Regions from separate parts of the Homo sapiens genome. Here region 2 is linked to region 1. A link is an interaction called in ENCODE POLR2A ChIA-PET data of the cell type or tissue named here. Cell type or tissue: OCI-LY7. All regions are shown on one strand.

The links. Peaks named below come from ENCODE experiments on the same cell type or tissue, not always from the same donor. Only the 100,000 strongest peaks of a DNase experiment are listed, where the experiment ranks them.
Region 2: POLR2A ChIA-PET joins it to region 1 with 42 read pairs; 5 of 35 experiments call an interaction of 5 or more read pairs at or near these places.

Annotation. Positions count from the first base shown.
Region 1 is chr10:101,760,098-101,765,097 of GRCh38, forward strand. The region is part of intron 2 of LOC105378458 (a long non-coding RNA gene); the gene reads right to left. Among named protein-coding and RNA genes, the nearest start is that of FGF8, 14 kb to the right of the region's middle. In OCI-LY7, no CTCF peak of the experiment used is centred here; no DNase peak of the experiment used is centred here.
Region 2 is chr10:101,679,992-101,684,991 of GRCh38, forward strand. The region is part of intron 1 of FBXW4 (F-box and WD repeat domain containing 4); the gene reads right to left. Among named protein-coding and RNA genes, the nearest start is that of FBXW4, 13 kb to the right of the region's middle. In OCI-LY7, no CTCF peak of the experiment used is centred here; a DNase peak (open chromatin) is centred at 2,730.

The DNA of each region.
Region 1 (5,000 bases):
AGGGGCTGACCCTGGGCAGCCGGCCTGGAGCCCACCCATCTCTTCTCTGGTAGGTCCTGGCTATCATCCTCTCCTGGATGCCCAAGAGAGTTCTGAAGGGTTCAGACCCTTCATCTCCTTTACCACCTGCTGCAGTTGAGATACCAGGCACAAGAAGCTGAAGGGACCCCAATCCCTGAGGCATCCAAAGCAAATATTGTTTAAGTCTATTTTATAAAACAGGCTTCCATACAGGTTTTGCTCAGGAAAAAAGTTTCTGTTGCTAAAAAAAATTTTTAAGCAAATAATCTAATTCAAACCTTTTACTTTCCAGATGAGGAAATTAAGGTTCAGAAAAGACAAGTTTCCCGGAGGATCCTACAGCAATTCCATTCTCGTCTGTCTTCTCTGTGAAGGCGCTTGTGAGCCACGCAAGCACAGTGCCTGGTGCTAACCCACGTGTTACCTGCGCCATGTTGTGTAGTAGACTCAGGTTCACTACTCTGGGAAGCCCAATACATGGGCCAGCCTGAAGGCAGGGACCTTGCCACATCCACCCTGCTCTCTCCAGTAATTCAATACTCAGTGTGCATGGAATTCAACTGGGACTGAGCCAAGTGGAGCTGAACTCCAGCAGAACCAGCCCAGGGTCCTGTCTTCCACCAGTTTTCAGCTGCCTAAAAACCAGCCATGGCCAGCACACTCAGCATTCCTGCCCCCATCCCCTAAACCCCAGCGTCTTCACACAAACCCTGCTCTTCCTGTCTCAGCCTTCCCCACTCCTCATCAGGAAGGCCTGTCTAACCATGGCCATCTGCTACATGGGAGGCCTTAGGAGTCAGGGATCTATCCAACCTGTGCACCATTGCTTCCCAACACTCTACTGCCTGGCATGTAGGAAGTGCTCAGTAAACCCTTCGTGAATCAACGCAAGGCACTAGGGAAAGGAAAGCCTTCGCATTTGGCTAGAGGAAAGGTCAGAGCCTTGAATGTCAGCTGTGTTCTCAGTGCTTCTCTCTTGTTCTGTTTTTCCCAACTCCAGCAACTCAGGCTTGACTTTTCGCCAATTTGCCTGGGCTTATTTGGAGTGAGAGGGGTGGGAGGCAAAGCCAGGCCTGAGGGACAGAGAGGCAAGAACGTGCACACTGGCCCCCGGGATAAGCAGGGAAACCATCCCCTTGCAGCCACCACATCATCCGTCCATCTCAGTTCTCCCAGGCCTTCAGGGGCCGGGGCCTTTGGCAGCCACACCTGCTTGGATGAGTGGAAGGGATGGGGAGAGGCCAGCCAGTCTCGGTGTGCATGAGGGACCTTGCCCAGCCTCTTTCCCAGCCTCCTGGCTGCCTTAGGCCCTCGGCTGCCAGAGCTGTTTCCCCAGGGAAGCAGCCTCCTTACAGACTCTGCTCCTCGGTGGCTCTCTGATGATGCCACTGTGCAAACCTGGGCTCCCAGGGACTTGGCTCAGGTGGCCCACCCCGTCTCCCAGATTCCTTCCCGGCAGTAGCCACCATCACTGTTAGGAAGCATTGTTAAGGTACCCGCTGGACACTCGACACACTCATTTTAACTCAGTCCTGGCAACTCCTATGGTGGAGTGATTCCCTGTTGTGCAGGTGAGGAAGTGGGGGCTGGGAGAGGTGAGCTGACTTGCCCCGATTAAATGACCAGGCAGTGACAGAGCCAGGGTTCAAGCTCAGGGCTGCTGGACTCCAAAGCCCTTGCCCCTCACCCTCACACCAAGCCACTTCTGATTTCTGGCTGTCCCTGTGGCCATTCCTCTGACTTCCTTCTCTGACTCTGCTGAGGCCTGGAGGATGCCACAGCAGTGTCAGAGCAAATGCCAGGGGTGGGGGGGAGTGAAAACAAGGAAAATCCCCTTTGCTTTCCATTCCCTCTGTCTACCTACCCCGCTGGTCTGATGAAAGTGCCCAGATGGGGGCCTGCTTCCTGGGGCCGGGTTCTTGCACAGGGCCTGCCACCGATACCAGACTCTCTCATCCCTCACACACTCGTACACACTCATACCAGGGTTGCCCAGGCCAAAATAGCAACTTTAAACACCACCTGCTTAGGCTCTGACCGCCCCCCACACTCAGCACAAAGCTGTGGCTTTAGCCATTTGGTCACTCGGCTCACCTTGTCGTCAAGCTCTTTTTCCCAGAGCCCCATCTACCCATCACACCTCATTTAAGGACACCCCTAGCAGCCACCCTCCCTCCCTGGGCTGCTCTCATCCCTTCTCAGGAACCCCCTCTGCCACTCAGCTCAGGAGCCCCCACCCCCAGCACCCCAGGGAAGATAAGACCTGCCTTAAGGGAAGTGGCTGGAACTTGAGCCCAAGGTAGAGAAGTCAGCCCAAACCCTCAGAAGCCTAAGCCCCAGCGTCCTGCTGACCTGGCCTGTTCTATCAGAACTGAGATCAGGCAGCTCCTACATGGTGTATTACCCAGGATGAATGTTTTATGAGTTTGCTCTTCATTACCAAGGGCTCCTTGCAGAGGGCGGGAGGGGGAGGGTATAGAAAAAGCCCAGGGAGAGACTGGGCAGGGAGATGGGTTGGAAGAGCATGGGGTGGCCCAGGTGTCTTTATGATGGGACAGGGGGCAGTTCTTTGTGAAGAAATATTCTGCAGGACTTGGTGATATTTGTCATATTGAGATGATTGAATGTCAGAAGCTAGAAACAGGGAAGAGTCCAAGAAGGTGGTTTTGGAATCTGGGTTTTCGGGGGGCTGCATGTATGGGGGCAGAGGGACAGCTGGAATTGGGTGTTGGCCCAGGCCACCCCTACCCTCTGAAGTCACCGACCAGTCCTCTAGGAAGTTGGCCTGGGTCTCAGGACCACAGTGCTGTGGCTGCTGCAGGCTTTGCTATTCTGCCACTCTCGGGTCCCAAGCCAGGCATCTTCCGGACCTATGGGGTCAAGGGAATGCGAGGCAGCACACTGGCCAGAGCTCTATTCAGGCTTCTCTGTGCTCCCTGAATGCCATGCCCAGGCCTGGGCCCTTGTTCTGAGCACCTCCAGCCAGGCCCTTACCTACAGCCCATCTGAGTCTTCATGACTGGGGGACCTGGCCATATCTCCAAATGCCAATGGTGGGGACCTTGGTCAGCAGGGCAGAATGCTGACTGTCCTCCCCCAGTACCCACTGCTCCATACACGGCCAGGGAAGGAATGGCAGGAAACGCTCCCCAAACCCACCCAGGGGCTGCAGCCAGTTCCACTATTGCCAAGAGAGGGGCTAGGGAGGGAGCTAGACCGCAGAGGGAGCCGGAGCCTCGCTCAGGGCCTGCCAGCAGGGAGGGGGTGGGTTTTGCATGAGGGGTCAGCTCTGGGGCCTGCCCAGATGGACAGTTACTTCTTGAGGGTCAGCAAGAGATCCAGATGGGGAAGGGGGCAACCAAAGGGACCTATTGGCACAACCCTCCACGGCAACATGGGACTTGGGGATCCCCCTGGAGTTCCTGCCAGCTCCCCATCTGTCTTGCTACCACTTACTCCTCCTCTCTCCTCTGCTCTCTCTGGCTCTTAATTCCCCTTCACTCTCTCCTGTGAAGTCCTCTGGTTGCTACGGAAACCTGATGGCGATGAAGAAAGCAGAATTTGGGGAGGTTCTGAGATGTCCAGACCAATAGGCCCTGCCTAGATGTCTGCCTGTCCAGGTTTTGGAGACATTTGTTGCAGCTTGAGAAAATGATGGGGGGCCTGTGCCAGACAGCCTTGGACCTTTTTCAGTAAGCAGTGCATGTCGGATGGGCGAAGAGAAGTCACCCATCCCAGGACCATCCTCAGGTCTCCCTGCCCTTCAGACATTTCCTAACGCCTGACCCATGGCCTGGATACAGAGGACTCCCAGCCTGCCTTCTCCGCAGCTGCCTCAGAACCTGCTCTATGTGGATTGCTTGCACAAATGCTTGCTGAACACCCACCATGTGCTGGGCACCATTATAGGCACTGGGCTTTCATCAATGAGCGATTCAAACAAAGTTCCTGCTCTCCTGGGAGGTAAGGGTAGAGTAGACCAAAAGCAAGTAAATAAAAAAACAGGATAAGATCAGACAGTGATAAGTGTAACGTAGAAAATAAAGCACAGGCCGGGCACAGTGGCTCACGCCTGTAATCCCAGCACTTTGGGAGGCCGAGGCAGGTGGATCACCTGAGGTCAGGAGTTTGAGACCAGCCTGGCCAATATGGTGAAACCTCATCTCTACTAAAAATACAAAAAAAAAAAAAATTAGCCAAACGTGGTGGCACCTGCCTGTAGTCCCAGCACTTTGGGAGGCTGAGGCGGGCGGATCATTTGCGATCTGGAATTCGAGACCAGCCTGACCAACATGGTGAGATTCTGTCTCTAATAAAAGTACAAAAAAAACCCAAAAAATTAGCCGGGTATGGTGGCGCCTGCCTGTAGTCCCAGCACTTTGGGAGGCTGAGGCGGGCAGATCATTTGAAGTCTGGAATTTGAGACCAGCCTGACCAACATGGTGAACTTCTGTCTCTAATAAAAGTACAAAAAAAAATTAGCCGGGTGGGGTGGCGCCTGCCTGTAGTCCTAGCTACTCAGGAGGCTGAGGCACGAGAAACGCTTGAACCCGGGAGGCGGAGGTTGCAGTGAGCCAAGATCATGTCACTGCACTCCAACCTGGGCGACAAAGCAAGATTCCATCCCCCCGCCCCTCAAAAAAAGGCAGACAGTGAGAGCGGAGAGACCCACATCACGCAGTCGGCCAGCCAGTGATTTGGAGGAAAGACATTCCAAGTGGCAAGAACAGCAAGTGCAAAGGCTCTGAGGCTCCCTGGGCTTGTTAGAGAAGCTGGAGGAAGTGTGTCCAGGGAGCAGCAGGCAAGAGGGAGGGCGGGAAGGAGTGGAGTTCCACAGGCAGAGCATGCAGAGGCTTGTGCTGGCCTGAAAATGAGTTTGAATTCAAGTGTAGGTATGGTGGGAGTAACACAATCAGATTTGCGTCTTGAAAATTCTGGCTTCTGAGTGCAGAATGGATTGTAGGGGGATAAGACAGGAA
Region 2 (5,000 bases), 80 kb before region 1:
GTTTTCACTCCTGCATTACTTCATTTAGGATAATGGCCTCCAATTCCATCCAAGTTGCACAAAAGTCATTATTTCATTCCTTTTTATGGCTGAGTAATATTCAAATACTGATTAAAATAGTAATAATAAATGCTGTTGATAAAACTTGTTGAATATCAATAGAGAAAAAAACTGATTTAGATTGCCATCTCATACCACAATATAATAAATTCCAAAAATATGAGGGTGAATTTAAAAGTTTAACTAGAAGAAAACAAAATATATACATATTTCAATGAAGAGCAGAGATAATTTCCCAATTGAAATGGGGATAATAGAAATTATTCTATTGAAGCAATAGAAATGTATCAATTATAAAGTATTTGAGTTTAATGCTATTAAATTTGAAATGCTACAGGAAGGGAAAAAAGATTAAAAGCAACAGAGTAGGGGAAAAATTTTAACTAACACTGTAGATATAAGTTTTCTCTCTAAAACTTTTAGGGAGCTGATAAAAATCTATCAAGATAACACCCTGTCTCCAATACCATATCATCCATGTCCAACAGAGGATAAGGACAGTCACAGTGTTCACAATATAAAACATTGGAGGAAACATCCCCCAAGAATAGTTTACAGGCATGTACATTAAAACAATTTTTAAAGTACACCTCACATCTATTAAGTAGAAAAAACTGACACTAGCTTTAATTTGATATAAGAGTGTGGATTTGGTTACATGTTGCTTATAGCACATTCAGCAGGTACAGTCTTTCAGAAAGGAATTCTGTTAAGACAAAAGTCATTAAATGACAGCTTATGATCTAGCATTTCTACTTTGAGCACTGTATCATGAAGAAATAATTCAAAAGAAAAAATTTTTACAAAGATATTTATAGCTGCAGCTATATATTAGAGCTAAAATCTGGAAATAGCCCGAAGGTCTGTCTGTGGAGGAGAATAGTATACTAATGCAATGGAATATACTGCCACTAGAAATGACAAATGTGAGGATTGCAAAACATTTTGGCAACAACTATAGCAAGTAATGGTATTTTTAAAACTAAGTTAAATTTATAAAGGTAGAGGTGGGGAGACACTACATAAAATTATGTCTCCATAAATAACAGGTCTAGGCTGGGCTTGGTGGCTCACAACTGTGATCCCAGCACTTTGGGAGGCCAAGGAGGGTGGACCACCTGAGGTCAGGAGTTTGAGACCAGCCTGGCCAACATGGTGAAACCCTGTCTCTACTAAAAATACAAAAATTAGCCAGGCGTTGTAGTGGGCGTCTGCAATCCCAGCTACTCGGGAGGCTAAGGCAAGAGAATTGCTTGAACCTGACAGGTGGAGGTTGCAGTGAGCCGAGATTACACCATTGCACTCCAGCCTGGGCGACAAGAGCGAAACTCCGTCTCAAAAAAAAAAAATAATAATAATAATAATAATAATACTAACAGGTCTAGGCTGGGCGCGGTGGCTCACGCCTGTAATCCCAGCACTTTGGGAGGCCGAGGCAGGCGGATCACGAGGTCAGGAGACAGAGACCATCCTGGCTAACGCAGTGAAACCCCGTCTCTACTAAAAATACAAAAAATTAGCCAGGCGTGGTGGCGGGCGCCTGTAGTCCCAGCTACTCGGAAGGCTGAGGTAGGAGAATGGCATGAACCCGGGAGGCAGCGCTTGCAGTGAGCTGAGATCGCGCCACTGCACTCCAGCCTGGGCGACAGAGCGAGACTCCGTCTCAAAATAATAATAATAATAATAATAATAATAATAATAATAATAACAGGTCTAAAGATGTTAATAGATGGTGCTTTATTAAGTGATCAATTGTTGAAAATATATCACATAATTGTTGACAGTTATGTCTTCCTATTTACCTTTAACTAAAGAGCAGATTAAATAAAACTGAAAAAGCACAGAAGGCAGACTTAGGAAACTGGGATCTATATCCCAATTCTACCGCTTACTAATTATACAACCCAGGTAACTAACTTCTCCAATTATCCATTTCTTCACCTATAAAATAAGGATAATATTTCACACAATTGTTTTTTAAAATGACACCTAAAACGAAGTACAATACATGTTATAAATCACTACAAAAAAAGTTAATTATCTTTACATAAGTATAGGTAGTAGATAATATCCATTAATGGTGTTGTCACTAATGTGACTCTAATAATCATTCGTTTTTCTTCTAATTAGTTTAGTTATAACTATTAGAAATTGTTCCTCCAATATCAAACATTTGTTATTTTTCAGGCTGAACAATTAGGACTTGGCTATACACATGTTAAGGCTAAAATCTTTTACTGAATTATTCTGTTGGGTGAATGTAGTCCCTGGTTTTAAATCACTATAGAGCCACCTACACTACCAGACTACTGCTGAGGACAGTAAAAGATACTTAACAGGATGGGCCAAAGGAACTGAAATCTAAATGAAAAAAAAAATAGACTTCCCTGTCTGCTCCTCGTATCTGCAAATCCCTCCCAGATATAAAGGAAGAAACTGTTTACAGTTATATCTCTTCTCTTGAATTAGGTCTAAAATTAATGAGTGGTGATGAAACTAAAAAGGGAGTACTCTGGATCATAGCAGGAAGAAAACGAAAGTAAAAGAATGGATATATTTCCTGAATTGGAATAAAGACAGCACTTCTCTCACCTCCCTGGTCACTTAACTGCCATGTGACACTTTACTAGGGGTCAAAATACTCCCCTGAGGGTTTGATCATAGCACCAAGAAACTTTCAAAGTTGAACTTTAGAAGCTGCTACCAAACAGCAGGTGCAGGCATCCTCTCCCAAGAAGAATATCATAATCAAAACACTTGGCTGTAGTCCTTCAAATTTAGACTTTGAAAAAAAAAAAAAGTTCAATTTGGCTTTGACTTGAAAAAGCTCTACTTTGTTAAAAACAATTTAACAACTCAGCTTTTTCATATCTTTTGTCTAACCATCTTGGATGGTTACAGTTTCCCTAGCTGTTGGCCAAATCATATCTATATTTTTATTGGCTTCAGCACCTGAAAAATCCAAAGAAATTTTTAATATATCTCCTTTCTCTGAAAACAGGTATCCCTCCATCCCTGTGGGAACGTGTCACTGCCAGTCAAAGGGGGTCAGGAGAACAAGGCAGCAGAAGAAAAGTACCTGAGAAGACAGGAGCAGGTACCCCTTGGAATTCACCAGGGACCCTTGCTCCCATCCTTGAAGAGGCCTCTGGCCAGCCATTTCTCCATATGGTTACTAATGTAAAGTGAGGGTGCTCCTCTCAAAAAAATGATTAGTGCCCTGTAAATAAATCTCTCCGTGGATGTTAATGCACAGAGGACCTGGCCCCGTGGGCCTGGCTGAACTGCCATTTTCCCAGCCCTCCTTCTCTTGCCTCAGGCTCATTTTTCCACTAGGCCCCTTCTCTCTCAGCTTTCCGGCACTTAGTAACCATTAGAGTTTGCATTCCTGGGCATATGACCTATTTTAAACAAAAACAACACAACATGCACCCACAGTAAGCTATCTGGCCCCTTCAAATCTTGGCAAGTGAGTCCAGAGGGACAGAAATTAATCTAGGCAGTTATCTAGAATGACCTTTCATTTCCCCTCTCCTTGCTCACACCCCAAAACCAAAAGCAAATAAATAAACCTAGTCTGAAGAAAACTGGCTGGGGGGAAGGAAGGGGAAGTGTAGGTATATCGAAGAGGTCTTAAACAACATAATCTCTGAGATCAGAAAACTCCTGGAACACAGATCAATTTCCCTCTCTGTCCCATCTCACAGCTTGATTCCCCTGGAAGCCACCAATGCTGACCAACTGCACGGATGGCATGATTTCCATAAGCATAACATCCTGCTGATTTGGAAGGAAACTCAGGAAAGGAAAGTGTCTCCAAGTGTACAACAAGGCCATGTCAAGGGGCACCAGGCCAAGGAGGGGAAAACAGGGTTACACAAAATGCTTGGGGCTTGGAATTTTATTTTATTTTAATTAATTAATTTTTTTGAGACAGGGTCTCACTGTGTCACCCAGGCTGGAGTGCAGTAGCACAATCTGGGCTCAACGCAACCTCCACCTCCCAGACTCAAGTGATTCTCCTGCCTCAGCCTCCCAAGTAGCTGGGATTACAGGCACATGCCACTCCTACCCAGCTAATTTTTTATTTTAGATGGAGTCTTGCTCTGTTGCCCAGGCTGGAGTGCAATGGCACAATCTCGGCTCACTGCAACCTCCGCCTCCCAGGTTCACGCCATTCTCCTGCCTCAGCCTCCCAAGGAGCTGGGACTACAGGCGCCCGCCACCATGCCCGGCTACTTTATTTTTGTAATTTTAGTAGAGACAGAGTTTCACCATGTTAGCCAGGATAGTCTCGATCTCCTGACCTTGTGATCCACCCGCCTTAGCCTCCCAAAGTGCTGGGATTACAGGCGTGAGCCACTGCGCCTGGCCTACCCAGCTAATTTTTGTATGTTTAATAGAGATGGGGTTTCACCATGTTGGCCAGGCTGGTCTTGAACTTCTGACCTCAAATGATCCACCTGCCTCGGCCTCCCAAAGTGCTGGTGTGAGCCACAGCACCAGGCCTTGGGGCTTGGAATTTTATATTAACACTATCTCTTGATTTCTCTTATCTTCTTTCTCTCCAGATTTTTCCCCAGATTGCCTGTTCTCACCAGTTCTTCTATCAATGCTAAGAACTTGGCTTTAGTGTAAAGTATTTAAGCAGCCAAAGATAAGAACCTTCTAACTTTTCATTTATACTTGCATTAGCCTGAATCTTCCAATAGCTTCAGTAGCAGAGGTTTATAATTAAGGTTCAAACAAAATTAATAAAAAATCTTTATATCATGTTAAATTGCTTATCCTTTTGGCCAAGGAACAGAGAATAGCCCCAAAATTCAGAGTGAAGGGAAACTGTAGGAAACATGCCAGCATGAGGACAAGACCATGCACAAAGAGGGCATGGAGCTGACTGAACTGACCCACAGCTCCCTTGAAAGACCCCCAGCTGTCAA